Regions from separate parts of the Homo sapiens genome. Here region 1 is linked to region 2. Evidence: chromatin loops called from intact Hi-C (ENCODE). Cell type or tissue: right lobe of liver. All regions are shown on one strand. Each heading gives the region's core, and the rest is flanking DNA. Links, peaks and the distances in the headings are about the cores only. Region 1 has its middle 12 kb from the start of CABLES1. Region 2 overlaps SLC35D4 (solute carrier family 35 member D4).

Region 1 (15,597 bases), core at 2,413-10,412, 230 kb after region 2:
TAGAACTTGAAACGTGATTCTACTTGGTCAGCCACGTTCCCCCTTCTCCCCCTTCCCTTTTATATTGCCCCTTTCAAGTGCCCATTCTGAAACTTTGTAGCACACATGAATTCAAAATGCATGTACTGTTTTGATGGAGACATATTGGAGGTTAGTTTTTAAAAAGAAAGGAAAAAACAACCTACATGTAATCACTGGCCCTTCAAAAAAATAATTCAGCAGACTGAGAAGTCTGAAAATTAGCTTAGGCTCCTAGAAACATGCGACCTTGTAAGGTCTCCAGTTTGTGGATATTACAAGCTTTGTTCCTTGGTGGCCTCACCTACCTTATCTATGGATGAAGGTAGGTTTTGCAATATTTTACCTTGCAGGGTTGTGAGGGTTACCAACAATATAAATTATGTAACTAGCAGAGTACCTGTAGTTCAGTGGGTAGCTATTATTAGAAAAATGCAAAATACAGAAGGTGAACATTAAAAAGGCCAGAATATTTTAGGTTCTAGGTTTTTATAGTTTTCACTGATCCTGAGACCAGTGAAATATTAGCATGCCTTTCCAGGCAGGAACATGAGAAGCTTCAGCTGTTAGCTCCTGCTTAAATCAGATTATTTTACGGTATTTTCCATGAAAGTACAGGCTGGCACTGGACTGTCGATCTAACAGGCATAGTCTCCCTGAGAAACCTGCTGCTTTCCTTAATCCAATGAAAGTTAAATCCTGGCTAGGCGCGGTGGCTCGTGCCTGTAATCCCAGCATTCTGGGAGGCGGAGGTGGGCGGATCATGAGTTTGGGAGTTCGAGACCAGCCTGACCAACATGGTGAAACCCCCGTCTCTACTAAAAATACAAAAATTAGCTGGGCGTGGTGACGCGTGCCTGTAATCCCAGCTGCTCAGGAGGCTGAGGCAGGAGAATCGCTTAAACCTGGGAGGTGGAGGTTGCAGTGGGCTGAGATCACGCCACTGCACTCCAGCCTGGGCGACAGAGTAAGACTCCGTCTCAAAAAAAAAAAAAAAAAAAAAGAGCTGTATGCACAGAGTTCAACTGGTCCCCAGCCTACCCCCTAGAATAGAGGCTTTTTCAACTTTTGTCCCCAGGGCCAGCCATCTAGGACACCCTCTTCTCCCTACACAGGAGAAAATGCCAAGGGGACATGGTGTCCCTGCTACTTCCTGCCAAAGTTCTGTCCTTCAAGTCTCCTCTTCCTGCCCGAGAACCTGCCCTTCTCTCAATGATTGGCACCAGCAGCCCCTGATACTGTCGTATCATAGGCCCAGACAGGATTCTTTTTGTCTCTGGACCTCTGACACTATGTGGAAGAAAGAGGAAGAGTGATATTTTACTGCAGTTCCTTCCAGCTTTTATAACTTGTGTGAGAAGCCGAGAGAAATAGGCGATGGGGCATGTCCTTGGGACTGTAGGGATGGTCATATAAACATGTGTCACTCATTATCAAGGACAATAGTTCAAGCCAAGAATGGATGTAAGTACCTCGTCAATCTGGGAAGAAGTGTCAATGTTCCAGATAACCCTTCCTCATCTCCACTGTCTTTTTAGAGTATATATCCAAAAACAATAGTGCAAATGCATTTATTCTTCAAGTTTCCTCTGAGTCATCAAAAGTCTCCCTTCCATGCAGCTCAGCCAATCATGGAGGAGAAGGGGAGGCATTGGGAATGGAATGGTCCATTCAATAAGCTCTCCAAAAGAACGTCCTGTGCGGCACAAGGGTGCGGCTTGGGTTTGTCGATCCAACTTATCACTAGCTCTGGGACCTCTAGGTTTCAGCTTCTACATCTTCAGACTAGAGCAAATCCTATCTACCTCACATGGTTATGATGCAGATTAGAAACAAGGCCTGCATAAAACTCCTAGCAAGTGTTGAGTACACAGTGGGTACTCGTGAGTGGTGGATATTACCATGATTCAGAGGCCTGCTATTGACACTGAACCCCAGAGGACCAAGCTGCTCAGCAAGTGAGTGGTAGACGTCCTGTGACATTTTTAATTTTAATTCTTAGTTTTGAGACGGGGTGTCACTCTGTCACCCAGGCTGGAGTGCAATGGCAGGATCATGGCTCACTGCAGCCTTGAACTCCTGAGCTCAAGCGATCCTCCCACCTCGGCCCCCCAAGTAGCTGGGAATACAGGTGTGCACCACCATGCCTGGCTAATTTTTGTATTTTTTGTAGGGACAGGGATCTCGCTCTGTTGCCCAGGCTGGTCTCGAATTCCTGGCCTCAAGCCATCCTCCTACCTTGGTCTTCCAAAGTGCAGGGGTTACAGGTGTGAGCCACTGTCCCTGGCCAAGATATCCTGTTAAATGTGAAAAACTGTTTTTTTCTACTCACACAGAATGCTTCTGACACCAAATATGTGTGGGGATTTTCCTACACCAGCCAATGCTCGGACTCTCAGACACCAGCTGAGTGTCCTACAAGTCAGCTCAATTCTGACACCATCTCCCTGGAGTGAGGGTCAAATCTCACAAGCGAAGGGCCTTGTCCCACAAGACTGCCCCCCAATTCAGATGCCAGTTGCAGGTAGTGGGTGCCCAAGTTACACACACTTCTGTCCAACTTGGCTGCAAATCGGGGCCCACGAGCCTCTCCCAAGATTCGATCATTTGCTGCAATGGCTCACAGAACTCAAGGAAACACTTCTGTTGACAGGTTTATTAGAAAGGAGATGACAAAGGACACAGAGAACAGCCAGGCGAAGAGGCACAGAGGGCAAGCTCTGGAAGGGTCCCAAGCTCAAGAGTGCCTGTCCTCGAGGAGCTGGGGGTGCCACCATCCCAGCATGTGCACGTGTTTACCCACAGGGAAGCCCTCTGTCCTCCGAATGCTGGGGTTTTTTTTGTTTTTGTTTTATTTTGTTTTGTTTTTGAGACGGAGTCTCACTCTGTCACCCAGGCTGGGGTGCAATGGCGTGATCTCGGTTCTCTGCACCTCTGTCTCCCTGCAACCTCCGTCTCCCAGGTTCAAGTGATTCTCCTTCCTCAGCCTCCCGAGTAGCTGGGACTACAGGCACGCACCACCATGCCTGGCTAATTTTTATATTTTTGTTAGAGATGGGGTTTCACCATGTTGCCCAGGCTGGCCTCAAACTCCTGGCCTCAAGTGATCCGCCCACCTCAGCCTCCCAAAGTGCTGGGACTACAGGCACGCACCATCACCCCTGGCTAATTTTTGTATTTTTAGTAGAGATGGAGTTTCACCATGTTGCCCGGGCTGGTCTGGAACTCCTGACCTCAAGTGATCTGCCCTCCTCAGCCTCCCAAAGTGCTGGGATTACAGGTGTGAGCCACCGCGCCCTGCCTGAATGCTGTCTTTTAGGGAATTTTATGGAGGCTTCTTCACATAGCCATGATTGATTATTAACTCAATCTCCTTCCCGGGGGATGGGAGCCAGGGGAGAAAGTTCCAAGCTTCTAGTCATGGCTTGGTCTTTCTGGTGACCATCCCCATCCTGAAGCTACTCAGGAGCCCATCAGGAGTTGTCTTGTTAGAACAAAAGACACTCCTATAACCCAGGAAATTACAGGGAGTTTAGGAGCTCTGTGTCAGGAACCGGGATTAAAGACCAAATATTAGAACAAAGGATGTTCCTAGCACCCATATCAGCCAGGAAATTACGAGTGTTTTAGGAGCTCTGTGCCAGGAACCGGGGGCAGAGACCAAATATATATTTCTTATGTCACGCTGCTAAAGGCATTAACTACCGTGGAAGAAACCTGGCATCAAAACTGTGTTAGGAAAATACATTTCAGATGCTTCCATGAGCTGTCCTCAATCTTCCAAAAAGGGATCGTTCATGCCCAGAATACCACTTCTGATCCAACTGCAGAATTTATATGATATTGGCATTTCAAAGGAAATGAATAAATCTTCTTTGTTATATTACCTTTATTCTTAAATCATAGCAAACTCGTGATTTTATTTTCTTTGAAATTAACCTGGTTTTATATTCTTTGAAATTACGCTGAGATGCATGAATAACCAGCTCAGGGACAATGAAGAAACCACCCCTAGTGTAATTACAGCTCATAAACACGCAACTTACAGATGGCCTGTGTGCATGAACCTCCGGATGCTGGCTCCTCTAGACTCTGCACAGACAGGCAGGGCAGGAGGCAGTCCCGCCTACAGGGCTCTCTGTCTCCCAGTATAACAGCACTGTTTTATAGTGATTGCATTTGTTTAGATATTCTCACATCAGAGTGGGATGGATGTGGCCAGGTTCTGGGGGAAACATCACCACTTTGCCTGCCACTGGGCAGTTCAGCTGGACTAGTTAGTGGGCCATGGTGACCTTCGCTGCCCACGTAGATGAGCAAACTACAGGAAGAGACAACTCATAGAAGGTGAGAGCAAATGCCTGGCAATCACTAGGAGAAGTGAGAGTGATGGGCGTTCTTATACTGTTGGTGTAGCGTAAATCGGAACAACCATTCCAGGAAGTCATTTGGCAATATGTGTCAGGAGCCTCGAAAAGTTCATGATTGACAGCATCAGCTTTGGAGGCAGACTGAACCAGGTTACATTTTGGCCCCACTCTCATGGCTTTGAGCACTTTCAGCATGTTCCTCTACTTATTTGTGCTTCAGTTTTGTCATCTGTGCAATGGGAATGATAATACCTCCCTGATAGCAGTGTTATAAAAATTTATTGCAGTAACATTAAAAAAAAAATGCTTGGAGGCCGGGCACAGTGCCTCATATTTGTAATCTCGGAACTTTGGGAGGCTGAGGTGGGAGGATTGCTTGGGGCCAGGGGTTCAAGATGGCAGTGAGCTATGGTCGCACCACTGTACTCCAGCCTGGCCAACAGAGCAAGACCCTGTCTCCAAAAAAAAAAAAAAATGCTTAGAACATGGTGAGTACTCAAGAAATGTGATTAAAAATTCTAAGGAGCTATTGAGAAACAAGATCAAAGATTTATGCACAAGCATTCATTGCAGCATTGTTTAAAATAAAGAAAACTTGAAAAAAGAGACCCTAAATGTGGAACAGTGAAAAGATAATTATGGTTTACTCAAACAATGGGATATTGTGTTTCCATTAAATATAATCATTTTTGGCCGGGCGCAGTGGCTCATGCTTGTAATCCCAGCACTTTGGGAGGCCGAGGCAGGTGGATCACTTGTTTGAGACCAGCCTGGCCAACAGGGTGAAACCCCGTCTCCACTAAAAGTACAAAAATAGCTGGGCATGGTGGCGCATGCCTGTAATCCCAGCTACTGGGGAGGCTGAAGCAGGAGAATTGCTTGAACCCGGGAGGCGGAGGTTGCAGTGAGCCAAGATTGCACCATTGCACTCCAGCCTGGGCAAAGAAGTGAGACTCCATCTCAAAAAAAAAAAAAAATCATTTTTACCAAGCTTTCTTAATGATGTGAAAAATGTTTTTGAAACAATGCTAACCAAATAGAATAGAAACTAGGTTGATCACAGTATCTCAACTTTGTAAAAAAAATAAAAAAGAAGAAGAATGAAATTGTTCTAAATACTCCTATGTGTTGAAAGGCTATATATAACCAAAAGGTTAAAACACTGGCTAGGCCGAGCGCGGTGGCTCATGAGTGTGTAATCCCAACACTTTGGGAAGCCGAGGCGGGCAGATCACAAGGTCAGGAGATCAAGACCATCCTGGCTAACACCATGAAACCCGGTCTCTACTAAAATGCAAAAAATTAGCCGGGTGTGGTGGCGGGCGCCTGTAGTCCCAGCTACTCGGGAGGCTGAGGTGGGAGAATGGCGTGAACCCGGGAGATGGAGCTGGCAGTGAGCTGAGATCGCGCCACCGCACTCCAGCCTGGGCGACAGAGTGAGACTCCCTCTCAAAAACAAAACAAACAAACAAAAAAAACACTGGCTAGTAGGGTTATGGTGATTTTTATTTGCTTCTTTTTGTTTATCTAAATAGAAATACGTGCATGGTCATGATAGGAACTGCTTCCCAGTTAACACTTTTTGAAATTTTATTTTAAATGTATAGAAATAAATCTTGGAAGAAAATATGTCCAGATGTTACGTGGTAGAATTATTGGGGACTTTTTTTCCATTTCTTTAGGAATATTGGGAGATAACTAGCTTTCTCTGCCACGGACGGTAGGACGTGGCTGGGAAGAGAGGAGAAGGAAAATGCCCTTGGCAGGGGGCCTGAGGATGAATGCTGGTGCGAAGATAGGGATGAGAAAGGAAAAGGGGCTGGGCACAGTGGCTTACACCTGTAATCCTAGCACTTTGGGAGGATGAGGTGGGAGGATCACTTGAGGCCAGGAGTTCGAGACCAGCCTGGGCAACAGAGTGAGACCCCTGTCTCTAAAAAAGAAAAATTGAAAAAATTAGCTGGGTGTAATTGTGGCACTTACCTATAGTCCCAGCTACACTGGAGGCTGATGCAGGAGAATCAATGAAGCCCAGGAGTTTGAGGCTGCAGTGAGCCATGATTTTACCACTGCATTACAGTCTGGGTGACAGAGTGAGATCCTGTCTTTAAAAAAAAAAAAAAGGGTGGGGCATGGTGGCTCATGTCTGTAATCCCAGCACTTTGGGAGGCCAAGGCGGGCAGATCACGAGGTCAGGAGTTCGAGACCAGCTTGGCCAACATGGTGAAACCCTGTCTCTACTAAAAATACAAAAATTAGCTGGGTGTGGTGGTGCATGCCTGTAATCCCAGCTACTCAGGAGGATGAGGCAGGAAAATTGCTTGAACCCGGGAGGCAGAGGTTGCAGTGAGCCAGGAATGCGCCATTGCACTCTAGCCTGGGTGATAAAGTGAGACTACATCTCAAAAAAAAAAAAAAAAAAAAAAGGGAAAGGGCTTTTTGGAGGTAGCTGACAATAATGAATGGACCTGCCAGGACAATTAGATTAAAAGGATTGTAGTGATGAATAACAGGAGATTAGTCGAAAAACTGTATCTCGGGCCAGATTACCAGGGCCTTGAATCTAAAATTTAAAAGTTGAACCTATAGGTACTAGAGAAGCATAGATGATTTTTAAACAAGAAGTTAACATGTTTGTCGAAAGTCAAAATGAAGAGGCATTAGTTTGGCAAATGTGCATAAAGGATTGAGGAGAAAGTCTAAAGGAGTGGAAAAGGTTTTTCTGATTCATTCCTCCATTTATGTATTTATTCATCTGACATTCATTGAGTGCCTACTCTGTGCCATGCTCTCTGCTAGGCACTAAGGGCAAGGCAAGGTTCCGGGTTTCAAAGAGTTAACAGCCTGCTGAGAAAATAAGACAAAGTGAACAAAGGGGACAACGGTGGGTTACCATTTATGTGCAAGCCCTGAAATGATCATTTCTTTTTTTTCTTTTAGAGACAGGATCTTGTTCTGTTGCCCAGGTTGGAGTACAGTGGTGTGATCATGGCTCAGTGCAGCCTCCAACTCCTGGGCTCAAGTGATCCTTCTGCCTTAGCCTCCCAAATAACTGAGACTACAGGTGTTCATCACCATGCCTGGCTAGTTTTATTTTTTTATTTTTTTGAGATGGAGTCTCGCTCTGTCACCCAGGCTGGAGTGCAGTGGCGTTGTGCAATATTGGCTCACTACAACCTCTGCCTCCCAAGTTCAAGCAATTCTCTTGCCTCAGTCTCCTGAGTAGGTGGGATTACAGGCACCCGCCACCATGCCCAGCTAACTTTTTTTTTTTTTTTTTTGAGACAGGGTCTCACTCTGTCACGCAGGCTGGAGTGCAGTGGTGCAATCTCGGCTCCCAGCAACCTCTGCCTCCTGGGTTCAAGCGATTCTCCTGCCTCAGCCTCCTGAGTAGCTGGGATCACAGGTGCCCGCCACCACGCCCAGCTAATTTTTGTATTTTTAGTAGAGATGAGGTTTTACCACGTTAGCCAGGCTGGCCTTGAACTCCTGACCTCAAGTGATCTGCCTGCCTCTGCCTCCAAAGTGCTGGGATTACAGGTGTGAGCCACTGTGCCCCGTGCCTGGCTAGTTTTAAACTTTTTTGTAGAGACAAGGGTCTTGCTAATCTTGACCCAAGCTGGTGACCCAGGCTGACCTTGAACTCCTGGCTTCAAGCTATCCTCCCACCTGGGCCTCCCAAAATGCTGGGATTACAGGCATGAGCCATCATGCCCAGCAAGTGGTCATTTCTGTCTACACAGTTTCATTGAACTCTCACCACAACCCTGCTGTTTATTCCATCTGACAGATAAAGAAACTGAACTCCGTGGAGTTAAGCCTCAGGTCACATGGCTGATCCCTGGATAGTTAACATCTGAGATGTTAGTGACTATGGACGGTGACTCCTGGGGACAAAGAAGCCCCACGGAGAGGGCAATATTTGAATTTAGATTCTAGTTTACATGTGAAACGGCATTTCAGGCCGTGCAGAGGCATTAACTTAGGACTCTATTACAACAATTCAGGCCCGAGACAATAAAACTTGGACTTGGCAGAGAAAATGGAAAAGAAGGGTCAAGTACCAGAGACATTATGAGGAAAAACTGATTTCCAGATCTCCAGTCTAGGGGGCAGCTGTAATTCCTGAAAAAACCAAAAGCACCCTAGGGAGGAAAGAACAGATTTGAGGGTAAAACGCTGGCTAAATTTGGGCCCGAATTCCTGTTCTACACCCTTACACGTGGGCGCCCAGTGAAGAGGGTAAGAAGTCCTCATTTTGTAAAAATCACAATTTCACTTGTATTTATCAGATTGAAAGAGAAGCAGGCTTTGAGTTTGTACTGACACAGTCTTCCAGTTTGGTGACACATAACTTCCAACAGTGAGTGGCTGAGAATGCCAGCCCCTGGAGCCCCAGACCTTGTCCATAATCACACTCCCTTTGCCCTCTGGGACACCATTCAGCTGCTGAACCAGCATCCTGGCCCACTTTTGTGATACACCTAAGAGAAGACTTTGGAGGCTGAACATGGTGGCTCACACCTGTAATCCCAGCACTTTGGGAGGCCGAGGCAGGCAGATCACTTGAGGTCAGGAGTTTGAGACCAGCCTGGGCAACATGGTGAAACTCCGTCTCTACTAAAAATACAAAAATCAACCGGGAGTGGTGGTGGCATGTGCCTGTAGTCCCAGCTACTCGAGAGGCTGAGGCAGGAAAATCACTTGAACCTGGGAGGTGGAGGTTGCAGCGAGCCGAGATCACATCACTGCACTCCAGCCTGGGTGTCAGAGTGAGACTCAGTCTCAAAAAATTTAAAAGAGAGAGAGAGAAGGCATCAGAGACATATCATTCCAGGATGAGGGGCATCTCAGCTACTTTCTAGGACTCTGATTGCAGGTGACAGAAACCGAAGTGAAAGCTTCAGGAGAACTCAAGGATGTAGGAGGGTCTCAAGGAACACAGAGATGGGAGTACACAGCCTGAGCCCCGGCACACCTGACAAACACGGACGTGGACACCTGGGAACTCTCTTTTTCTTGTCCCCCGACTTTCTCCCTATGCCTAAATCAGGCTCCCTCTGCAGGTTAGGTTCCTCTGCTTCTCTGGCCCATGGGGCAGGAAGTGTGGCCCCTGATGGATTCCCACCTTTGTAATTGACAGACATTGGACCCTCTTGGTTTCTTTTTCAGATTTACAAAGAAAGGCTGTGATTGGTAAAGTCTGTGTTGAGCAGGCCCTGGACCCGTAAGTGGGCGGGGTCTCAGCTAACAGGTATTCCCGCTGGGAAGCAGATGGATGGTGTGTGGTGGGGAATTCTCAGAAGGGAGCTGTGGGGGCAGATAAAACAACAGGGGTCGGCCGGGTGCGGTGGTTCATGCCTGTAATCCTAGCACTTTGGGAGACCAAGGCGGGCAGATTGCCTGAGCTCAGGAGTTCGAGACCAGTTTGGGCAACATGGTGAAACCTCATCTCTACTAAAATACAAAAAAAAAAAAAAAAAATAGCCAGGCGTGGCGGCGTGTGCCTGTAGTCCCAGCTACTCGGGAGGCTGAGGCAGGAGAATTGCTTGAACCCGGGAGGCAGAGGTTGCAGTGAGCCGAAATTGTGCCTCTGCACTCCAGCCTGGTGACAGAGTGAGACTCCGTCTCAAAAAACAAACAAACAAACAAACAAACAAAAAACCCTCAAAACATGTACTCATGGTTTGTTTTGTTCAGCCTGGCAATCCCAGCACCCAGACAGTGCTTGGCATAGAGTCAGGGCTTAGTAAACTTTCGATGGAATGAATTAATTAGAATATTTTTTAATCACTTCAGATAAAGAAGCAGCCTTTCTAAGTATAACATAGAACTCAGAAGCCAGAAAAACAAAAGTAAATTCAGCTACAAAAAGAAAAAATTACAAATAATTATATGGGGCAGAAAAACAAAATCAAAAGACAAATATTATGGGTGGGAAGAATTTGCAATTCATATCACAAAAATGTCTTCCCTTAATATTTAAAGAAATCCTAAATATTGATAAGAAAAAGCCAATAATACAATAGAAAAATGGGTGAATGATATGAAGGGTCAGTTCCCGGAATGTGAAATACAAAGACCCCTTGAATATAAAAGAGAGACTCCACCTCTTTCGTAATACAGGAAGAGCAAATAAACTCTAATGAGATACAGCTTTCACCCATCAGATTGGCAAAGGTCAGAAAGATTGGGAAAAAAACTATTGTTTACTGTGTATAGACTTAAGAGGCAAGGAAGGCTGGGCACAGTAGCTCACACCTGTAATCCCAGCACTTTGGGAGGTCAAGGCGGGCGGATTACCTGAGGTCAGGAGTTCGAGACCATTCTGACCTACATGGTGAAACCCCCCATCTCTACTAAAAATACAAAAAAATTAGCCGGGTGTGACGGCGGGCACCTGTAATCCCAGCTACTCGGGAGGCTGAGGTAGGAGAATCCCTTGAACCTGGCAGGTAGAGGTTGCATTGAGCCGAGAGCATGCCATTGCACTCCAGCCTGGGCGACAGAGCGAGACTTCATCTCAAAAGAAAACAAACAAGAGGCAAGGAAAGACCAGCTGAGATGGTATAGTATGGAAGATCTCTTCAGATGGCAAACGGACGATATGGTATATCTTGTGACCCACTTCTAGGAATTTACCCTGCACATATACTAGCACATAAAAATGAAGAACATTCGGGATCATATTTGTTGTAGTGTCATTAGTAATAGGAAGACATTGGAAATGGTCATCATAGGGCTGGTTAACAAATTCTGACAGATTCATACAATGAAATATTGTGCAGTCTCACTATGTTGCCCGTGTTGGACTTGAACTCCTGAGTTCACTGCAGCCTCAATTTCCTAAGCTCAACTGATCCTCCCATCTCGGCCTTCCAAGTAGCTGGGATTGCAGGCACCTGCCACTGTGCCTGGCTGGAATAATCTATGAATGTGTTATGGAAAGATCTCCAAGATGTAGTGTCATCTGAAAACAGCAATCTGTGGAGTAGTGCGTATTTCATGTTATCATTTGCATTTAAAAAAACCCCACATACATAGGTATTTACTTAGACTATATATAGAGTATCTCTTGGAGGGTACCCAAGAAAGTAGAAATAGTGGTTGCCTCTGGGGAGTGAAGCTGGGTGGCTGGAGAACAGAAATGTAAATTGTGTGTGTGTGTGTGTGTGTGTGTGTGTGTGTGTGTGTGTGTGTGTGACGGAGTCTCGCTCTTTCTCCCAGGCTGGAGTGCAGTGGCTCAATCTCGACTCCCTGCAACCTCTGCCTCCCGGGTTCAAGCGATTCTCCTGCCTCAGCCTCCAGAATAGCTAGGATTACAGGCGTGTGCCACCACACACAGCTAATTTTTGTATTTTTAGTAGAGACGGGGTTTCGCCATGTTGGCCAGGCTGGTCTTGAACTCCTGACCTCAAGTGATCCTCCTGCCTTGGCCTCCCAAAATGCTGGGATTACAAGGGTGAGCCTCTGTGCCCAGCCAGCCGAAATGTAAATTTTCATTCTAAACTTTTTTTTTTTTTTTTTTTTTTCTGAAGTGGAGTCTCACTCTGTCCCCAGGCTGGAGCGCAATGGCCCGGTCTTGGCTCACTGCAACCTCCGCCTCCCGGGTTCAAGCAATTCTCCTGCTTCAGCCTCCCAAGTAGCTGGGACTACAGGCACGTGCCACCACGCCCAGCTAATTTTTGTATTTTTAGTAGAGATGGGATTTCACTATGTTGCCCAGGCTGGTCTTGAACTCCTGACCTCATGATCCGCCCGCCTCGGCCTCCCAAAGTGCTGGGATTACAGGCATGAGCCACCACACCCGGCCTATTCTAAACTCTTACATGTTTTGAATTTTGTATCATGAGCTCGTGTTACCTTTCCAAATGATAAATGAAATTAAGAAAAATGTGTGTTACTTTAGCATTCTGCTCCATAATATATCCACTATTGATGTGATGTAAAAATAATGTTTTAAGTTATTTACCATTTACACTAATTGATTTTCCCTCCCCAATCTTTGAGTGCAATTAACATTCTAGAAAGACACTCCCCATTTATCCTGGGACAGTCTCCCAGGCACACCAGCAAGTATCCTCTTGCTGAAGAGAACACAAATGTTTGGCACATCAAGTAGCTGCTCCACAAATTCGAGTTCCTATCCTCCCTGGGAACAGAACCATTCCGGGACAGGACTTGGAGGGAACCCCTGCTCCATTGGCATGGGCAGGAGGCTGGGTGAGTGCCTAATGTCCCAAGCAGGGCCTTAGGAGGCATTATCCCATGAAATCCAAGGCTGCACAGGCTCCCTGCTCTTCATCATTAACAGCAGTGGCTTGTCAGGATGTGGCCCTGCCACCTTCCTGGACCCACCTTCCTGGATCTGTCTCTTACACTGTAGCCCTATGGAATTATCTCAGCTTGGCATCTTGGCACATTTCTTTGGCTGATTCTCCTTCTCGATTCTTCAAAACCCAGTTTAAACCACCTCTTCCCAGTGGAGTCTTCCAAGAGTCCCAGGGCTTCTTCGTGGCTCCACGGCTCCCACACTGCAGTCCTCCTCTCTTTGGCATTTGTTGCCTTGCATGGTGATCGCTGTCTGTCTCTGACTTTCCTGGGAATTCCTTGAGGACAAGGACTCTGTCTTATTCATCTTTAAATTCTTAGCCTACCCTAGTGCCTGGCACATAGTAGGTACTCAGAAAGAAGAAAGTATTTCTGAAATGCATGAACATACCAAGAGCTACGAGGTCCCATTTAGGGACTGACACATGCTACTGGGAAGTTCTGGGGAAGTCTCGTACATAGGTACATTTAATCTGAGCCTTAAAGAACAAATCCCACGGGGCACAGTGACTCATGCCTGTAATCCCAGCATTTTGGGAGGCCGAGGTGGGTGGATCACCTGAGGTCAGAAGTTCAAGACCAGCCAGGCCAACATGGTGAAACCCCGTCTCTACTAAAAATACAAAAATTAGCTGGGCATGGTGGTGCGTGCCTGTAATCCCAGCTAGTCAGGAGGCTGAGACGGGAATCGCTTGCACCTGGGAGGCAGAGGTTAGAGTGAGCCGAAATCACGCCACTGCACTAGCCTGGGTGACAGAATGAGACTCTGTCTGAAAAAAAAAAAAAAAAGGAAAGAAAGAAAGGAAGGAAGGAAGGAAAGAAAGAAAGAAAGACAAACCCTCACATACTGGACAAAAGGGAAAAGTAGGCATTTTAGGCAGAGAAAACAGTAGGCATTTTTTTTTTTGAGACGGGATCTCACTCTGTTGCCCAGGCTGGAGTGCAATGGCATGATCTCGGCTCACTGCAACCTCCACCTCCTGGGTTAAAGCGATTCTCCTGCCTCAGCCTCCTGAATAGCTAGAATTACAGGCACCTGCCATCATGCCTGGCTAATTTTTGTATTTTTAGTAGAGATGGGGTTTCACAATATTGATCAGGCTGGTCTCAAACTCCTGACCTTGTGATCCGCCTGCCTCGGCCACCCAAAGTGTTGAGATTACCGGCGTGAGCCACCGTGCCCGGCCCAAAAATGGCTTATCTTTAAGCATGAGAGGGGAGGGAGAGGAACCGGGGAGGCAGGTGGCACTTAGGTCACACAGCTTAGGAGACAAATGTTAATGGGTTGTTTGAAATTGGTTCAGGATGCAGGACAATTCTTTGTTGTGGGTGACTGCCTCACACACTGCAGGTCACCTGAGTCCCTGGCCTCACATAAATATTAACAGTGTCCCCCAACCATTATGACAACCACATATGCCCTTCACATGTCCACAAAGCTTCCTGTGGGTGGTGTCCCCTGGGTGTGGAGTACCACTCACCCCCATCCCTGCTGAGACCCACCAGCTTAGAAGAAGCCTGCAGGAGCTGGAGGATGAGACTGCAGTCCCGGAGCAGGATTCCAGGTGTGGAATCTATCAGTAAAGTCTAATCTGAGCAGTTTGGACTTGAAGGAGCTTGTTTATCCCAGAACCTAAGACTCAGAGAAACAGCCTGGGATTGAACACTGAAATTCCTCCCGCAACATGCCAGTGTGGAGCTGTGGAACCCTATGAGGTCGGTGGCCACCGGCACCTCTCTCCCTGCCAGGGGAGTGGCACCTGCCTAGTGGCCTGATGGGCCCCGTGGTAGTCTCTGCTGATTCTCAGGTTGGGGTGTGACAGGCAGTCCCTGAGCCATGTGTTATCCTTGAAGAGCAACTACTCCCAGGGGCAATGAATCTTAGAGGTTAAGAGTTAAACGTAGCGGCCGGGCACGGTGGCTCACACCCGTAATCCCAGCACTTTGGGAGGCCGAGGCAGGTGGATTACCTGAAGTCAGGAGTTCAAGATCAGCCTGGCCAACATGATGAAATCCCGCCTTTACTAAAAATACAAACAATTAGCTGGGTGTGATGGTGGGCATCTGTAATCCCAGCTACTCGGGAGGCTGAGTCAGGAGAATCGCTGGAGCCCAGAAGGCAGAGCTTGCAATGAGCCAAGATCATGCCACTGCACTCCAGCCTGGATAACAAGGGCAAAACTCCATCTCAAAAAAAAAAAAAAAAAAGAAGAAGTAAACATAGCAGCATGATTCACAACAGCCAAAACATGGGCACAACCCAAATGTCCATCCATAGATGAATGGATAAACAAAATGTGGTGTATACAAACGATGGAATGTAATTCAGCCTTAAGTAGGAAGGCAATTCTGACTCATACTACAACGTGGATGAACCCTGAGGACGTTACGCTCAGTGAAACAAGCCAGTCACCAAAGGACAAATAGTGTATGATTCACTCATGTGAGGTCCATGGAATCATCACGCTGTTAGAGACAGAATAGTGGTTGCCAGGGGCTTGGGGAAGGAGGGAATGAGGAGTTAGTGTTTAATGGGTACAGAGTTTCAGCTGGGGATATGAAAAAGTTCTAGAGATGGTTGGTGGTGATAGTTGCATACAATGTCAATGTACTTACTGCCACAGAACTATCCACTTAAAAATGGTTAAGATGGTCACTTTTATGTTATGTTTATATTGTCACTTAAAGAAAAAAAAAAAGCAACTGCTCGATGCAGAGACTAGAAGTCAAGCCCCGGCTCTGCTATTCACACCAGGGTGTGGTGGGTCTTGGCCAAGTTCATCTCTCTCGGACTCAGTGTCCCTGTGAAAGAGGGATCGTGACTATACTCTCCCCACAGTGGCAATGTGGGGAACTCTTGAGATCTGAGTATAAACCT
Region 2 (15,597 bases), core at 5,026-13,025:
CTCCTTGGGTCCATCTTCCCAACTCATTCCCAGGCCCAAGGGGTGTCCAAAGAGAGGCTGTCAATGGGCAGGAGTGTAGGTGGAGAGGACCTTGCAGACTCAGGTGTCCACACACATGTGTGAGGCCCTTGGGCTGCAGGATGAAGCCTGGGGTGGAAAGAAAAGGGGAGCATTGGCAACCGGGAGTCAGAGGCTGCCCTGGGCTGCTACATTCTGACATGCAGCACCAGGGAGCCCAAGAATTCTACATTTTAAACTAGACTTTCAGGTTATTCTGAAGGTGTATTTGTTAAGGTAGGATGAAGTCTGAGGCTTGATTTATAACTTTTAAATATGGTATGTGGACTTCTGTTTGTATCCTTGTCCCAAGCCAAGCAGAGAATAAGCCTGCTTACTAGAACAGCATGATACACCCTTTTTATATTAGTAGAATTTCTTCATTATAATTTACATGTAATTTATAATCTTATAACTATAAGGGGTTTCTGTATTGGGAGGCTGAGGCAGGAGGATCACTTGAGCCCCAGAGCTCAAGGTTACAGTGAGTTATGACTGAATCACTGCACTCCAGCCTGGGCAACAGGGGGAGATCTTTCTCAAAAAAAAAAAAAAGTATCCAGGGCTTCAAGTTACGTTTTTCTTCAAACATAGTCCCACCACAGTACACCTAGAGGTGATTAATTGCAGTTCAGAAAACGTATTGAGTACCTGCCACATGATGTTTGGCACTGCTAGGGATCCAAGGATGAATAAAATATGGTTCTTGCCCCCAAGGAGGTCACAGTGTAGGATGCCACAGAGGGGAAAAGGTGAAAAGAGAATGAAGAGAGAGTGTTCCTTTGGTGTGAGCCCCATTCATCTTTGGCACCCTCCCATCGCCCTCTCTGGAAACCCCTCCCGTCCCCCAGCACCCCTCTGCAGTACCTTCATGCTGCTAAAGCCCACTGTGGGGGCCCCAGTCCCCCACCCTCTGCAACCTCTTCTATCAAAACTCATGCCATCCAGGTGGCTGATTGCGTTGGTTAGGAATAAAACTTGCTATCTAAGTATCGGAGGGAATTTTTTTTCAAGTGCGCTGAATGGCCTGCTTTGGTAGGAGTTAGGAGTGGCTTAATACTGTATTTGCAAAATTCAAACAAGGATTAAAGGACCAACTCTTCACTTAATTATTTCTTATATTCATCCCCTAATATTTTATTTGAGGTTACCCTTTGGGGCGATTCTGATGATGGGATTTGGGATACATGACAGGCTCTGGGAGATGTTTTGGGATGGCAAGAGACCCCTCATATCCTGCCATGAGAGTGATCACTTCTCCTCCTGAAGTTATAACCAAAAAGGGATTCAGGGAGGTAAAATAATGGAGTATATACAGGGTATATGTTTTCCAAAGAAAGGTGAGATGGAAGCAAAGACTTAGCCTATGCAAAGGGCTGATCATTGTGAAGTCTTCAGTCTTGTTTATAGCTACATGCAGCCCTGTCTTATAAACCTACAACTTCTCAATGACTGGATGTGTGGCTCTTCCCATTGGCTTTCTCGCAAACCTCCTGTCTAGCCTCTGTCCACACTGCTGCTGCCCTGGGGCCATCAGAGAACCTTAGCTTTAGAGGAAGAGCAAAGGAAGAACATGAGAAACACAGAAATGGCTCCGGGAGACAGCTCCTGGAGCAGGCAGGCTCCCAGTGGTTTTTTTGCTCACAGCCGTCTTCCTCCACACTGCCTAGGGTGTCACCACCAACTAGGGATTCCTTGTGGTGGTTCCCAATCCTGGTGTACTTTAGAGCCACTGAGGGGCCATAACAAAATAAAACAACTGATTGCCTGCACCTCAGAGATTCCAATTTAAGCCAGGACACTGGGCTATTCTGATATGCAGCCAGGGTTTAGAACCAGAGTAGGCCATCCAGCACTTTAAAAAATTCCCTGCCATACTTAGATAACATGTTTTATTCCTAATTCTCTAATTTGATTGGCTGCCCAGATGGCATGAGTTTTGATAGAAGAGGTTGCAGAGGGTGGGGGATTGGGCCCCTCAAGTGGGGTTTGGCAGCATGAAGGCACTGTAGAGGGGCACTGCGGGACGGGAGGGGTTTTCAGAGAGGACGATGGGAGATTGCCAAGGATGAACAGGGCTCACATCAGAGGAACACTCCTTTTCATTCTCTTTTCATCCTTTCCCCTCTGTGGCATCTATTGAAAATCAGTAAAGTTAGTTTTCAGCCACATGGTAGATGGGCTGGATCAATTGTGGGCTAGCCTCTTGGAAATGTAACTATCTTCTACACAGTTGATTTTGTGGCAAAAATATACGTAGCTCACACACAACAGCTAGCTTTTACATTGCAAGCTATTTTAATTTGGTGTTTGCTTTGTTTAGCTTATAAATACTCTTGGTAGATTAGGTGAGTATGATCATAACTAGGGTCAGCCAGGATTGAGAAAAGAGACACAGTAGACCCTCAGGTTGAGACATGGATTCATACTCTGTCCCAAGCCTGTCCCAAGAGGCAATCTTCTTGCCAAAACATGAGACATTTCAAGACATTCTTACTCTCTCTGAGGAGCTGGATTTAGGCAGAGTGAGTCAGTGCAGATAATTTGCTTTTAGGCATATTTAACTATTTCCAAGTAAAATGTGTGGGAACAGCTGGGGTTTTTGGTGCCGGGGAAACTTCTTGACTACTTTGCTGTCTCTTTTCCAGTGTGGTGCTCCTGGCATTTGCATCTCATCCCACAGGTAAATGCCCCCGGAGTGTTGTTTTGTTTGTCTGTTTGACATTGCTTATTGGACCCAGTGAGCCTGTCTCTCAGAGACATTTCATAAGAGCATGTCATTGCCCCCCAGGATGACTGAGAGGGCAGGAAGGTCCCACCTATTTGAAACTGCTCTTAATAAACCAATTTATCATCCAGGAATTTATTCTTACCCCTTCTTGTTGTCTGTGTTTTCATCCAGTATGATCTCAGATATACAGACAGGTCTATTTCCTGCCAAGTAAACTAGGGCTTATTTTGCCCGCTTCTGAAATTCCTTTTCCAAGCGTCCTGAATTGCTCTTCATTTCTAGTGTTAAAAAAATTGGTGAAAAAGTTCAAAAGTTCAAAAAACTCCCTGAATCCCTTTTTGGTGATAACTTCAGGAGCAGAAGTTATTGCTCTTATGGCAGAATATGAGGGGCCTCTTGCCATCCCATAATGTTTCCCAAGGCCTGCTATGGTACCCCAAATCCCATCATCAGAATCATCCCAAAGGGTAACCTCAAATAAAATACTAGCAGGTAAATATAAGAAATAATTAAGTGAAGGAGTTGGTTCTCTAATTCTTGTTTGAATTTTGCAAATATATTGTTAAGTTACCCTCTTTCTATCTGGCATCATTTTTAAAGTTTGTATCATATGTCACCATCCAATTCTCATAATTCCAGAAGAAAGGAGTCCTTTTTTTTTTTTTTTTTTTTTTTTTTTTTTTGAGACAGAGTCTCACTCTGTTGCCCAGGCTGGAGTGCAGTGGCATGATCTCAGCTCACTGCAACCTCTGCCTCCCAGGTTCAAGCCATTCTCCTGCCTCAGCCTCCCGAGTGGCTGGGACTATGGCGTATGAGACCATGCCTGGCTAATTTTTTGTACTTTTAGTAGAGATGGGGTTTCACCATGTTAGCCAGGATGGTCTCGATCTCCTGACCTCATGATCCACCCACCTTGGCCTCCCAAAGTGCTGGGATTACAGGCGTGAGCCACTGCGCCCGGCCAGGAGTCAATTTTTAAAATGTATCTTACTGCCTCAATTACTCTGTTGTTGCTTTTCAGATTAAGGAATTGCCCACAAGACCCTATTCCATCACAGTTTTTTGCTTTGAAAGGCTTTGAAATTGATGCCAAAAGATAAAACAATAATGTCTGTGTGTGGCATGGCTGAAAATACAAGTTATATTGGTTGTGCTCCTTGTGGCTTCGTGGAGTGTGGTGCAAAGAATAGACTCAGAAGGATTGGAACTTTCCTTGGCTCCCCCACTGAGTGGCCTTAAGATAGATTTTTGTTTTTGTTTTTTTTTAAAAACAAACAAACCACAAAATGAATGTTTACTCACCACTTGCTATGCATAAAGCATTACCTAAGCCCTCTAGGTCTCAGTTTTCGCATCTAGAAAATGAGAAAGGTGAATTGGCTGCTTTCTAAGGTCCCTTCTAGCTCTTACCCTGTGCTTAAAGCAGTAACAGCTTTCTGTTGGCGTTTTCAGCTGCTTCTTTCAGTTGGTATTTTACCTGCCATCTGAGTGAGGATCCTCAGGGAGTTGTTGCTAGTGACTCAGGAATAATGCTTCTGGATTGTATATGACATATCTGAATCCATGTCTCGTAAGGATAACTTGAATGCATTTTCTTATTACACTCCGCTTGCCATATGAAAGCACAGTTCCTATTGTCTGCCTGCTCCTATGAACGATGACTTCTCAAAACTCCAAGGTTGGCTGTTGAGTCCCCTCTCTGCTGTCATTTGCTGAAAGTCTATCCTTTGTGGAATAATAAGTCCTGTGAAGCCATACTGGTAACCCTAAATGGCTTCTGCTTACCCATACTGCTGGTTGTCTGCCTTTTAGTTGCGTCTCCTATCATTCCTTTATGCAGCCAGGTAGCTGCCACCCAGCAGACATTTAAGAGCCTACTAAGTGTCCTGCCCCTTTGAAATGTGCTTTTGTCAGCCGGGCGTGGTGACTCACGCCTGTAATCCCAGCACTTTGGGAGGCTGAGGCGGGTGGATCACGAGGTCAGGAGATCGAGACCATCCTGGCTAACACGGTGAAACCCCGTCTCTACTAAAAATACAAAAAATTAGCCGGGCGTGGTGGCGGGCGCCTGTAGTCCCAGCTACTCGGGAGGCTGACGCAGGAGAATGGCGTGAACCCGGGAGGCGGAGCTTGCAGTGAGCTGAGATCGCCTCACTGCACTCCAGCCTGGGCAAGAGCGAGACTCCATCTCAAAAAAAAAAAAAAAAAAAAAAAAAAAAAATGTGCTTTTGTCAAAGGCCTTTGGAAAGTTATGTTCACAGATTCTCCGTGGTTTACATCCTGAATTATTTCTAGTGGACTTGGGTGAATAATTCTTTTTTTTTTTTTTTTTTGAGACAGAGTCTTGCTCTGTTGCCCAGGCTGGCCAGGCTGGAGTGCAGTGGTGTATCTCGGCTCACTGCAACCTCTGCCTCCCGGGTTCAAGCAATTCTCCTGCCTCAGCCTCCTGAGTAGCTGGGATTATAGGCACCTGCCACCATGCCCAGCTAATTTTTGTATTTTTAGTAGAGACGGAGTTTCACCACATTGGCCAGTCTGGTCAGGAACTCCTTCCTGACCTCAAGTGTTCTGCCCACCTCATCCTCCCAAAGTGCAGGGATTATAGGCGTGAGCCACTGTGCCCGGCTGGGTGAATAATTTTTACCTAAAGAAATCATGCTGCCCTTCAGCTAAGAGGTTGTGCTTGTTCATTTGTTAAACTTATGATGGTCAGAGCTGGAAGGAATCTTGGTGATTATCCCAGGTGCCACCAAATTGTATTAATTACTTATGCATCATCCTAATACAAATGAGGAAATTGAAACCCTGAGGAGTTAAGTGATGTGACCAAGATGATGCAGAGTAGGCGACTAGCAGAGGGAGACTGGGGTTAGGTCTCCTGACCCTCTTTCTAACTTTTTCTTTTTAAATGCTGCTGCTCTTTCAGTGATCCTACACTTTATTGCCTTTCTTTGTTTGTTTTTTGTTTTTTGTTTGTTTGTTTGTTTGAGACAGAGTCTCGCTCTGTTGCCCAGGCTGGAGTGCAGTGGTGCAATCTTGGCTCACTGCAACCTCCGCCTCCCAGGTTCAAGTGATTCTCCTGCCTCAGCCTCCCAAGTAGCTGAGATTACAGGCACCTGCCACCATGCCTGGCTAATTTTTGTATTTTTAGTAGTGACAGGGTTTCACGATACTGGCCAGGCTGGTCTCGAATGCCTGACCTCAAGTGATCTGCCTGCCTCAGCCTCCCAAAGTGCTGGGATTACAGGCATGAGCCACCACGCCCAGTCCCCCTACACTTTACTATGAAGTATCCCACTCCAGTGAATGCTTTTGTACAACGTTCCTAAATTTTGGTCTGGAGCTGCTTTTGGTTTGGGGGATGTGTTTAGCCACCAGTTTCTGAACATGGTGACTGCTGGTAATAGTTTAGACATTTTGGCCAACAGTCTGACATTTTACCTTGAGTTATTGCTAAACTTTTAGGTCAATACAAAAATACCTTGGACACTTAATTACTCCCTGGGAATACAAAGTGGTCAGAAGTATATGATTGTAGAATGTCCTGGGCAGAGGAGTAATTTGAAATAGGCTTCAGTTTCTTTTTGAGGTAATGAAAATATTCTGGAATTAGATAGTGGTGATGGTTGCACAACTCTATGAATATACTAAAAACCACTGAAGTGTACACTTTAAAAGGGTGAATTTTATAGTATGCAAATTATATCTCAATAAGAAAATGTATTGGGGGAATAAAAGGACATCTTTCTCATTTGAAAACCTGTTTGGAGCTTAATTATGCCGGAAGGGATACTTGCATGGATTAATTTTCCTTCAAGTTATATTTTCATAATTTTTGAAAAAGAGTGGACACAAATGTTCACCTTCCCTTCCGTCTCCTGCAGGATGGGGGATGGGTCTGCAGTGGGCAACCCAGGGCATTGTGGAGCCTGTTGGATTCATCAGAGAGAGTCCTGGGACACTGCTCTTGAAGGACTCTTCTCTGCAACTTCGATTTGTTGAAGTTTCCTGCTAGCTGAGGTGGGGTCATTGCAGAGGCCAGGTACAGAAAGTCGGGCTTATAAGAAGGGTTTTGCTGGGCCGTGGCACTGCTGAAGTGGCTGTGGGCTCCCTTGCTGTAAGGGAGCAGGACTACTCTTACAGGGTGGCTCCAATTCCTGCCGATTCATTCATTAGCTTTCTGATTGGACCAAGTCTAGCCCACTTCAAGGTAGAACAGAACTTTATTCTTTTTCACTTGCTTATTACACTTGCTATCTAGAACGTCTGCAGTGGGGCCTGAGTGTGTGTTGGATGAGCTGTCTTCCTGGTTCCCTGCTGCTCCAGTTAAGACACAGTCACAGTCAGTCTCCATAGGGATAGTCTTGGAAGAATCTGTTCATACTTTCTGACATTTTACAGCAGGGCTCAATTCTTTTTGGTTTCTTCTTACCCCTTCTTTTTTTCTATTTTTCTTTTTCTTTTTTTTTTTTTTTTTTTTTTGAGACAAAGTCTCGAACTCTCTTGCCCAGGCTGTAGTACAGTGGCACAATCTCTGCTCACTGCAACCTCTGCCTCCTGGGTTCAAGTGATTCTCCTGTGTCAGCCTCCCAAGTAGCTAGGATTACAAGTGCCCGCCACCACGCCCAGCTAATTTTTGTATTTTTAGTAGAGACGGGGTTCCACCATGTTGGTCAGGCTGGTCTTGAACTCTTGACCTCAAGTGATCCACCCGCCTTGGCCTCCCAAAGTGCTAGGATTACAGGCGTGAGCTGCTGCACCCAGCCCCTTCTTTTATTACCTGTATCTTAGTTATTTGGTAGTACTTTAAAAACATTTTTAAATTGATATGTAATTTACATATATGAAATATACATGTTAAATGTATAGCTCGATCAATTTTGGCAAATCTACACACCTGCGTAACTTATACCCCATCAAGATATAAAACATTTCTGTCACTGCAGAAAGCTTCCTAGTCACTCCCTCTCCACACCATGAGACCTCTATGGATCTGATATCTGTTACCATAGATAAGTTCTGTCTATTCTCAAGCTGTTATAAATGGAATCATCAGTACTTTTTGTGTCTGGCTCATGAAGCACAATGTTTAGAGATTCATTCATGTTGTTGCGTATATCATGAGTTTGTTCCTTTTTGTTGCTGGTAGGGTTCCATTGTATGCATATACCACGTTTGTTTATCCATTTACCTGTTGATGCTCACCTGGGCTGTTCCCAGCTTGAGGCTGCTCTGAACATTCTCATACCAGCCTTTTTGTGACTTATGTTTTCACGTCTCTTGGATGAACATTTCAGAATAGGATTACTGGGTCTTAGAGTAGATGTATGTTTCACTTTCTAAGAAAGGATGTTTTCCAAAGTGTTTGTACCATTTTCCACTCCCACCCAGCAGTATGTGAGAGTTCCAGTTGCTCCACATCCTTACCAGCATTTAACATTGTCAGTCCTATTTTAACTCTTCTAGAGGGTGTGTGAGGGCTTCTGGATAGTGCTTTTGACTGAGCTTCCCTCCTCACTCACTCCTGAGTGATTGGAAGGAGGAGCTCTCTTGCAGGTGCACCTTTGGAGTGCGCTGGCAGCGGTGGTGGGACTCAGGCAGACAGTTCTTCATGCCCTCAGCATGGGCCCCACCACAGAGTTTGCTCCGAGAATCTCAGAACCTTCCTTGAGAAGAGGATCACCTTTCCCCCTTGCACTCTTTTAAGTATAGTAGAGGAAATTTCCCCTGTTAAAGAGTTTATACTTCCTATTTGTATGGGGCCCCTTAGCTGTGGTGTTCAAGAGAGCTCTAGAGAATTTCACGGAACAAGAGGAGCAGGGAGACTCAGGAATCTGACCCAGAAACAACCTTGTTACCTGGTGTGTCTGTGGCTCATGTGTGAGACAGAGCAAGCAGCACTAATTACTGCTTGGAACCGACCTCCTGTTTTCCTGCCAGTTTTGAGGGCGAGAACATGAGAGGAAATTTTCTTCACGTTCAAATATCAGTTAGTCTCGAATGTGGTAATATTGTGTCACACTTTTCACCATGGCAATTTCATGCTTTGTAATCTTTAGAAAGATGGGATTCACTCGCTCACTCAGAGTCAGCAGAATTGTAACTGCAGAACACAACAGTGAGGGCCTAACTCGGACTCCATTGCATAAGCCGCGTGTTGCTGTAGCAAAACATGTTTACAACTCTTTTTTTTTTTTTTTTTGAGATGGAGTCTCACTCTGTCGCCCAGGCTGGAGTGCAGTGGGACAATCTCGGCTTACTGCAACCTCTGCCTCCCAGATTCAAGCAATTCTCTGCCTCAGCCTCCTGAGTAGCTGGGATTACAGGCACCCGCCACCACGCCCAGCTAATTTTTGTATTTTTAGTAGAGATGGGGTTTCACCATCTTAGCCAGGCTGGTCTTGAACTCCTGACCTCGTGATTCACCCACCTCAGCCTCCCAAAGTGCTGGGATTACAGGCGTCAGCCACCGCGCCCAGCCTTGTTTACAAACTCTTTAGCCACTTGATTTGTGCTTAAGCCGTGTAGTTCAGCACTAGATGGTGCAGGAGTGTTGTTTTGCAGCAGACTCCTGGATCGAGTTTGCATGTGGCTGGGGCCAGCCAGCCACACGCTGCAACCTCTTCCGGGGGTATTTATAGCACAGTCACTAACATTTGCTGTTCCTGGGTTGCCGTGCACCCTCTCTGCTTAGGAGTACTACTTTAGCAAAAGAGAAGCCAGGTGGAAGGCATCGAAGGGGAATATTTGAGGTCAGCTTGAAATTGAGGACCACAGAGCCAGCTGGAAACTAGAACATTAGCTCTAGGGAAGGCAAGAGATGATCAGGTCTTTCCAATACTCTTGGTTTGGTAGTGCTTGCTGTGTGCTGGGTATATTGGTTATGGTGCTGACACACAGTGGGTGCAGGGGTGAGGAAAATAGCATCCCCACTCTCAAGGACTCGCTAATTCTAGGAGGAGGAGGGACAGGTGTGAAGTCAGCTAAGTGGTGTGTGAGAAACCAATGTGTGATGGTTTTAGAAATGGCTCAAAGGTAAGGGCTAGCTATTCTTATTTTCTCTCTCTCATTATGGGGTCAGTTTTCAGGATTTGGGTGGGGGTTATGATTTCCCGAGGACTGTGTTTTTTTTTCTTTCTTTCTTTTCCTCCCTCCTAGTCTTCCTCTGACCACACTTCTGCTCTTTAGACCCCCTCCAAAGCCTGGGCTGGGCTGTAAAAGCTGCCACGCGCCATGAGTCCCGTTCACCCTGCTGGAGCATTTCTGATGAAAGACTGGGTGCTGAGAGGGGTGAAGCCTGAGAGGACTCAAGGTCCTAAGTTTCATTCGTCTCCCTCTCCGCCGTTCCTCATTATCACATTGGCTGCGCTGCAGTTCCTCTCACACTGAGAAGGAAACTGGGAAAGGGCCAAGAGCACACAGCTGCCAAAGAGACGGAACGAATTCTCCATGGACGTGGACAGACTCTCCCTCCACTTTGCCTGAATGGAGGGCTCTGGCCACTCTCTAGGTCTGGGGTCCCCAGGGCACCCTTGCCTATCACTTCTATGGGGAAAGGGACTTCAGAATATATCCACGCTCTTCGCACACTAAATGACAACTGATGTTGTCATTTACAAATTCCCTCTACCAACACGGTTTGACAGTAGAGCTATTCAGAGGAATCGTGGCTGAAAGAGAACAAGAAATCTTGTTGGGCTTCATGAAAACCAGATCCCAAGAAATCCCTTCCTTGTAGTTAAACACACACTCACTCGCAGAAACAACACAAAGAAAATAACAGTCATAATTTTAAAAAGCCCTCCAAAGAAATTGAACTCAGAACTTTCCTTACCAATAGATAGTTGAATCATTTGAGATCGTTTGGGTCTCCAAGAAAGCATAGGAGCCCATCATGTCTTTTGATCTGAAACCCTTGATTAATAGCGTAGTGGTGAAGGAAATGCTGCCTGTGTGTTCCACTGTACACTTAATATACTAGCAATACTTAGGAAAATCAGCCCTCTCCCCCAGGCCCCCAGAACTGAGAGACAGGCCAAGGCCCAGGGGTCTGGAAGACCAGGCTCTCCAAGGGGTTCAGAAATTCCAGATTTGGAAGACAAGCTATCTGCTGTGGAAATGCTTAATTCCTTTTCTCCGGACATTTTTGGAAGGCTTTCTGCTTTTTTAATCTCCTGACTTCTTGTTTGTGACCAAGTTCAAATTCCAGAGAGGGAAGCAGCCAATATGTGTGATTATTTCCTCTTGCACCAAGTGGAACTAAAAGAATGAACTTACTTCACAAGAAACAAATGTACCCTTTGGACCTCAAACTAAAATGAATTTGCACAGTTGGTCTGGCCCCCGTGCTGTTCTTGCAGTCATTAAACATAAAAATGAAAAAAAAAATGTCAGGGCAGTACATTCATGACCTTTTTTTAGATATAAGGCAGAAAAGAAGAAAAGAGTCTTGAAAAAGATTCTTTTATCCTGCATGCTCCCTTGTGCAGGGTTGGCTGCCTGGTAGAGAGGAGACAGCCTAAGGTTTGGATTGACTGGAGTTAACATTCTGGCTCCATTGTTTAAGAGTTGTGCAATCTTAGCCATGTTTCTTAACTTCTCTGAGCCTTAGTTTAAATGGGCACAATAGAACCTCACAGAGTTGTTACTAAGATTGAAAGAGATAAATACATAAAGATTTTAGTATTGGGCCCTGCACAAGGCATGCTCTCACTAAATGGGCATTATTATTATCATACTGTTATTACCATGATAAGACAATGTCAGTAACAGAATCCCTGGGAATGCTGGAGTGAATTCAATGCCAGGGGACTGAAAGCACAGGACTGCTAAAGACGCCTTCCTTGCATTTCCTGGGGCAATGGGGCAGAGGGTCATGTGAGGCCTCATGGGTCACTGTTTCACCATTGCTGTTCCCCTCAGGTGATCTCTTCAGCGTCCTGGACTTCCCATTCCTGTACTTCTACAGATTCCATGGTAGCTGCTGTGCCAGGTAATCGTAAGCTCACTCATTTGTATGCTTTCTGTGCTGTCCGCTGTGTCTTCCTCTCTGTGAAGTTCAGGGTCACTGCTAGTGACCTGAGTGAGTGGCAGGAGAGAGTGGTGGTGGATGCAGGCAAGGAAGCAGTCATTATGTCACCAGCAGGCTGTCACTTAGCACCCTTAGATGCTCAGGGCCAGCTTGGGCCCTGCCAGGACCCCTGGCCCATGGAAGTCCCTCCGCCAAGACAGTGATTTTCGCGCTTGCTCTAGAGCTAGGATTCTCCCACTTTTTTCCTCCTCCACAAGCAAATCTCACATAGAACTCCAATATATAAAACTGATGAAATGGATCCAGTTCAAGGGAAGATTTGGGTTCAGAATCCCACCCGCTCAGCTTTCCCCTTGGCCTCCTTCTTGCTCCTTAAGGCAACCTCCAAAATAACCTCCACCAAACCTGAGGACTCTGGGAAATAGATTTTGGAAACTGATGGCTAGGAGATGTCTAGACAACCAGGTGATCATTAGTGCTTGGTCTTGGGAAGGACTCAGGGATATAGGCCAGTTGGAGGGCTACATCTGAACACACAGAAGTGTATCCTCACCCTCTCCCCATGTCCTGCCACGATCACCACTCTGCTTGACCTCATCATGCCAAGAAGTGGAAAGACTTATGTAGATAGGTCCAAAGCATGTGTGGTATCCCGATATGATAGAAAGACTGACCCAGGTTGAACCCCAGAATTGCTGTTGCTAATTGTATGATCTTTGGGTCTTAAGCTTTGTGCCTGGCCCAATAAATGGTGGTCATTATGATGATCTACTCAGGTTGACTATAAATACAATGTCAATAGATCGTGAAGAATTGCTATGTAAAAATCAGGCCACCTGTTCTCACAGATATCAAACAGTGCCTTGTGAAGCAGTGATTCTTTACAATGTTAAAAAGCTGCTATGTGGCTAGTGGGTATGTCCTGCTCCTCTGGTGTGTTTGGGCCAAAAAAAAAAAAAAAAGAATTACAGAGTTTGTTTCTGCATTTGAGCCTTGGAATGATTTATTTCTCACCCTCAGAAAAGTTTCAGGAAAACACTGACACAATTCACTTTCGTAGTTCCTGTCAATTGGTTAGGCCTTGCCCGTTAGCTGGGATCACATGGCATGAGTCTTCGTGCTGGGCGGGCGGCTGCGGACTTGTTTCCCTTTGAGTCTGGTTATTTGGCAGCATGGGCAAGCAGGGTGTAGAGGGGAGGTCAACCATTGTTTGGTTATTTGGAACAGAGCAGCACAGTTCACAGCCCATTGATGTTGGCTTTGTGGGGTGACAATTGGGCTCTATTTTTGCCCCTTTTAATCTGCAACTTTCTCATAATGCAACATGATAAATCAGGGTTTTGTTTTATTCTAAAGATCTGGAAATCTCTGTTTGAATTGATGTGACTCTGTTACATTTTACCCATGCTTCTGTACAGAGCTCAGCCTCTTTGAGGAATGCATTGGTTTTCCCTGTTTCATTTCAGAGGCTCCACCATATCTCAGACTGAGCATTGTCACCTTCAGGAGGTTCTGGGGGGGCTCAGGAGGGGCACGGTAGCCATAGCCCAAAGACCCCATTAACAGGGAGTCTCCTATTCCCAGATTCCTTTATTTCTGGGAGCCTCCCTCTGCTTTTCAGATCTGCCTCCCTAGCAAGGGGTAGATGGGCTGAAAGTGCAAGGAGAAAGATAAGAGATCCATGAGTAATGTAAAAATGAGTCACAGACATAGAAGTTAAGCGATGCAAAAGGGCCCCAGATGCTTCCAGAAGCCTGTCAGTCACAAACCTGCACGAGCTTATCCTGGCCCAGAGTCTGCACTGAGAGGACAGGTCAACATGGAATCATGCCACCCCTGTGGCTAGAGGCATAGAGGAGAGGGAAAGACTCGAGGGAAAGGAAGTCTGGGAGGTTGGGCAGGCACCTGTGAAGTTGTTACTTCCTTGGGTGCAGAGGTGGGAGCCACCAAGAGGAGCCTGGAGCACTGCTGCCTCCCTTTTCAGCCCCACCCTCATGACCACCAGTGCCTGGCACATCTTTTTTTTTTTTTTTTTGAGACGGAATCTCGCTCTGTCGCCCAGGTTAGAGTGCAGTGGTGCGATCTCGGCTCACTGCAAGCTCTGCCTGCCGGGTTCACCCATTCTCCTGCCTCAGCCTCCCGAGTAGCTGGGACTACAGGTGCCCGCCACCACATCAGGCTAATTTTCTTTTTTTTTTTTTTTTTTTTTGTATTTTTAGTAGAGACGGGGTTTCACCGTGTTAGCCAGGATGGTCTTGATCTCCTGACCTCGTGATCCGCCCGCCTCGGCCTCCCAAAATGCTGAGATTACAGGCTTGAGCCACCGCACCTGGCCATATCTCACTCTTTGTCTAGCTGGTCAAGAACACATTTCCATGAAGCTTCACGTCTTCCTCAGTTGTCCTGCCTCCAAATGCCAGGAAGAGTTTGGAGCTCCCTTTGCTATGGCTCTGGCCACACAGTGGCACTTTTGAAAATAGTTCCAGCGCAGGCAACTACATCTGTCCACTGCTGTGCCAGCGCCCTTGCTGGTCCAGAGATCTGAAGAGCCATGGAGACCTGGATTCTAATTGTACCTGTGCCCCAGTTTCATTGTTAATAAAGTGAGACTTTGGGGATAGGTAATCTTACTGTTCTAAAAGCCTCTGGTTTCCATTAAGATAGGATGAGGACTGCTATGATTATTTCTACTTTAAGGCAACTGAACCTGAGACAAAAAGGTGGGAAGGGGGATTTGGTTAAGGTTACGAGGGTCAGTAAGCACAGTGAGGAATAGAAATCCAGGCGCTGGGTGTGATTGGGTAGGCCTGCTGCTTACCCACGGGCCCTCTTTGCCTTTTGGGTGTGAGTAACTTGACATCTTAATCCATAGCTGTTCAGCCTCCCATGACTGCTGATGCAAATTGGAACAAACTTTGCAGGTCATTAGGGCCAAACAGGCTGAAATACACATGGGGAAACCTAATGCCTGTCTTTAGTCCTGCCCCAAGAATGTGGCTGTGAACTAGTCTAATCTAATGAAGTGAAGGTACACATTTCTGTGACATTTGGCCTTAGGTGTGTTCAATTAATTCAGTCTGCTTCCAATTCAACCTGACAAGCATTTAGTTAATGTGTACCGTAACTGAGGCACCATATTAGGCTCCGTTGAAAATACGAAGAGCAGCCCAAGATTGGGCTTTTCCTGCTCAGAGTTTATGATCAGTATTGGAGCTGCGCACCAGTGCCTGTATAAGGTCAGATGGAAGTGTGGCAGTCAAGGGTCTGGAGATGCAAATGAAGTACAACTCACAGGGCTTGCCTCTCTAGCTTGGAGTTACAACTGCAGTCATATCTCTTACTTTGCAATTTTCAAGTTCAAATAACAGTCACACTCAAACCACCACTTGCACATATTTGCATGAAGTCAGCCTTTCTCTCTCTCTCTCACATACACACACACACACACACACACACACACACACACACACACACACACTGTCTGTCTCACCTCTTCCCCAGTTGTCCTGCCTTCAAATGTCAGGAAGCATTTGGAGCTCCCTTTGCTTTGGCCTTGGCCACACAGGGCACTTTTGGAAATAGTTGCAGCACAGGCAACTACATCTCCATCCACTGCTGTGCCCTCGCCCTTGTTGGTCCACACTCCTGAATAGCCCCAAGATGCTGCCCCTTCCTCAGGTTCTCGAGTGGGGATCTTTCCATTCACACACATGTGTAGGCACCATTTCCAAAGCATACCTCCTATGGCAGGACAGCCTGGTTTGGGGGACTTCTGGCC

Evidence for each region. Hi-C counts contacts between places; a loop is a spot of excess contacts. Peaks named below come from ENCODE experiments on the same cell type or tissue, not always from the same donor. Only the 100,000 strongest peaks of a DNase experiment are listed, where the experiment ranks them.
Region 1: a loop joins it to region 2, with 2.9 times the contacts of the local background. A loop is called at or near these places in 89 of 110 quality-filtered maps.

The regions. Positions count from the first base shown.
Region 1 is chr18:23,115,361-23,130,957 of GRCh38, reverse strand. No RefSeq gene overlaps it. Among named protein-coding and RNA genes, the nearest start is that of CABLES1, 12 kb to the left of the region's middle. RefSeq lists enhancers at 7,917-8,468, 9,332-9,831. In right lobe of liver, for the core only: no CTCF peak of the experiment used is centred there; no DNase peak of the experiment used is centred there; H3K27ac peaks cover 343 bases.
Region 2 is chr18:23,352,777-23,368,373 of GRCh38, reverse strand. It overlaps SLC35D4 (solute carrier family 35 member D4), which reads left to right. Exons shown (of 15, transcript NM_032933.6): 11 at 2,706-2,740; 12 at 11,711-11,780. Among named protein-coding and RNA genes, the nearest start is that of SLC35D4, 77 kb to the left of the region's middle. RefSeq lists an enhancer at 9,503-9,622. In right lobe of liver, for the core only: a CTCF peak has its summit at 9,331 (motif pointing right); DNase peaks (open chromatin) are centred at 9,333, 10,143 and 11,733; H3K4me3 peaks cover 478 bases; H3K27ac peaks cover 3,601 bases.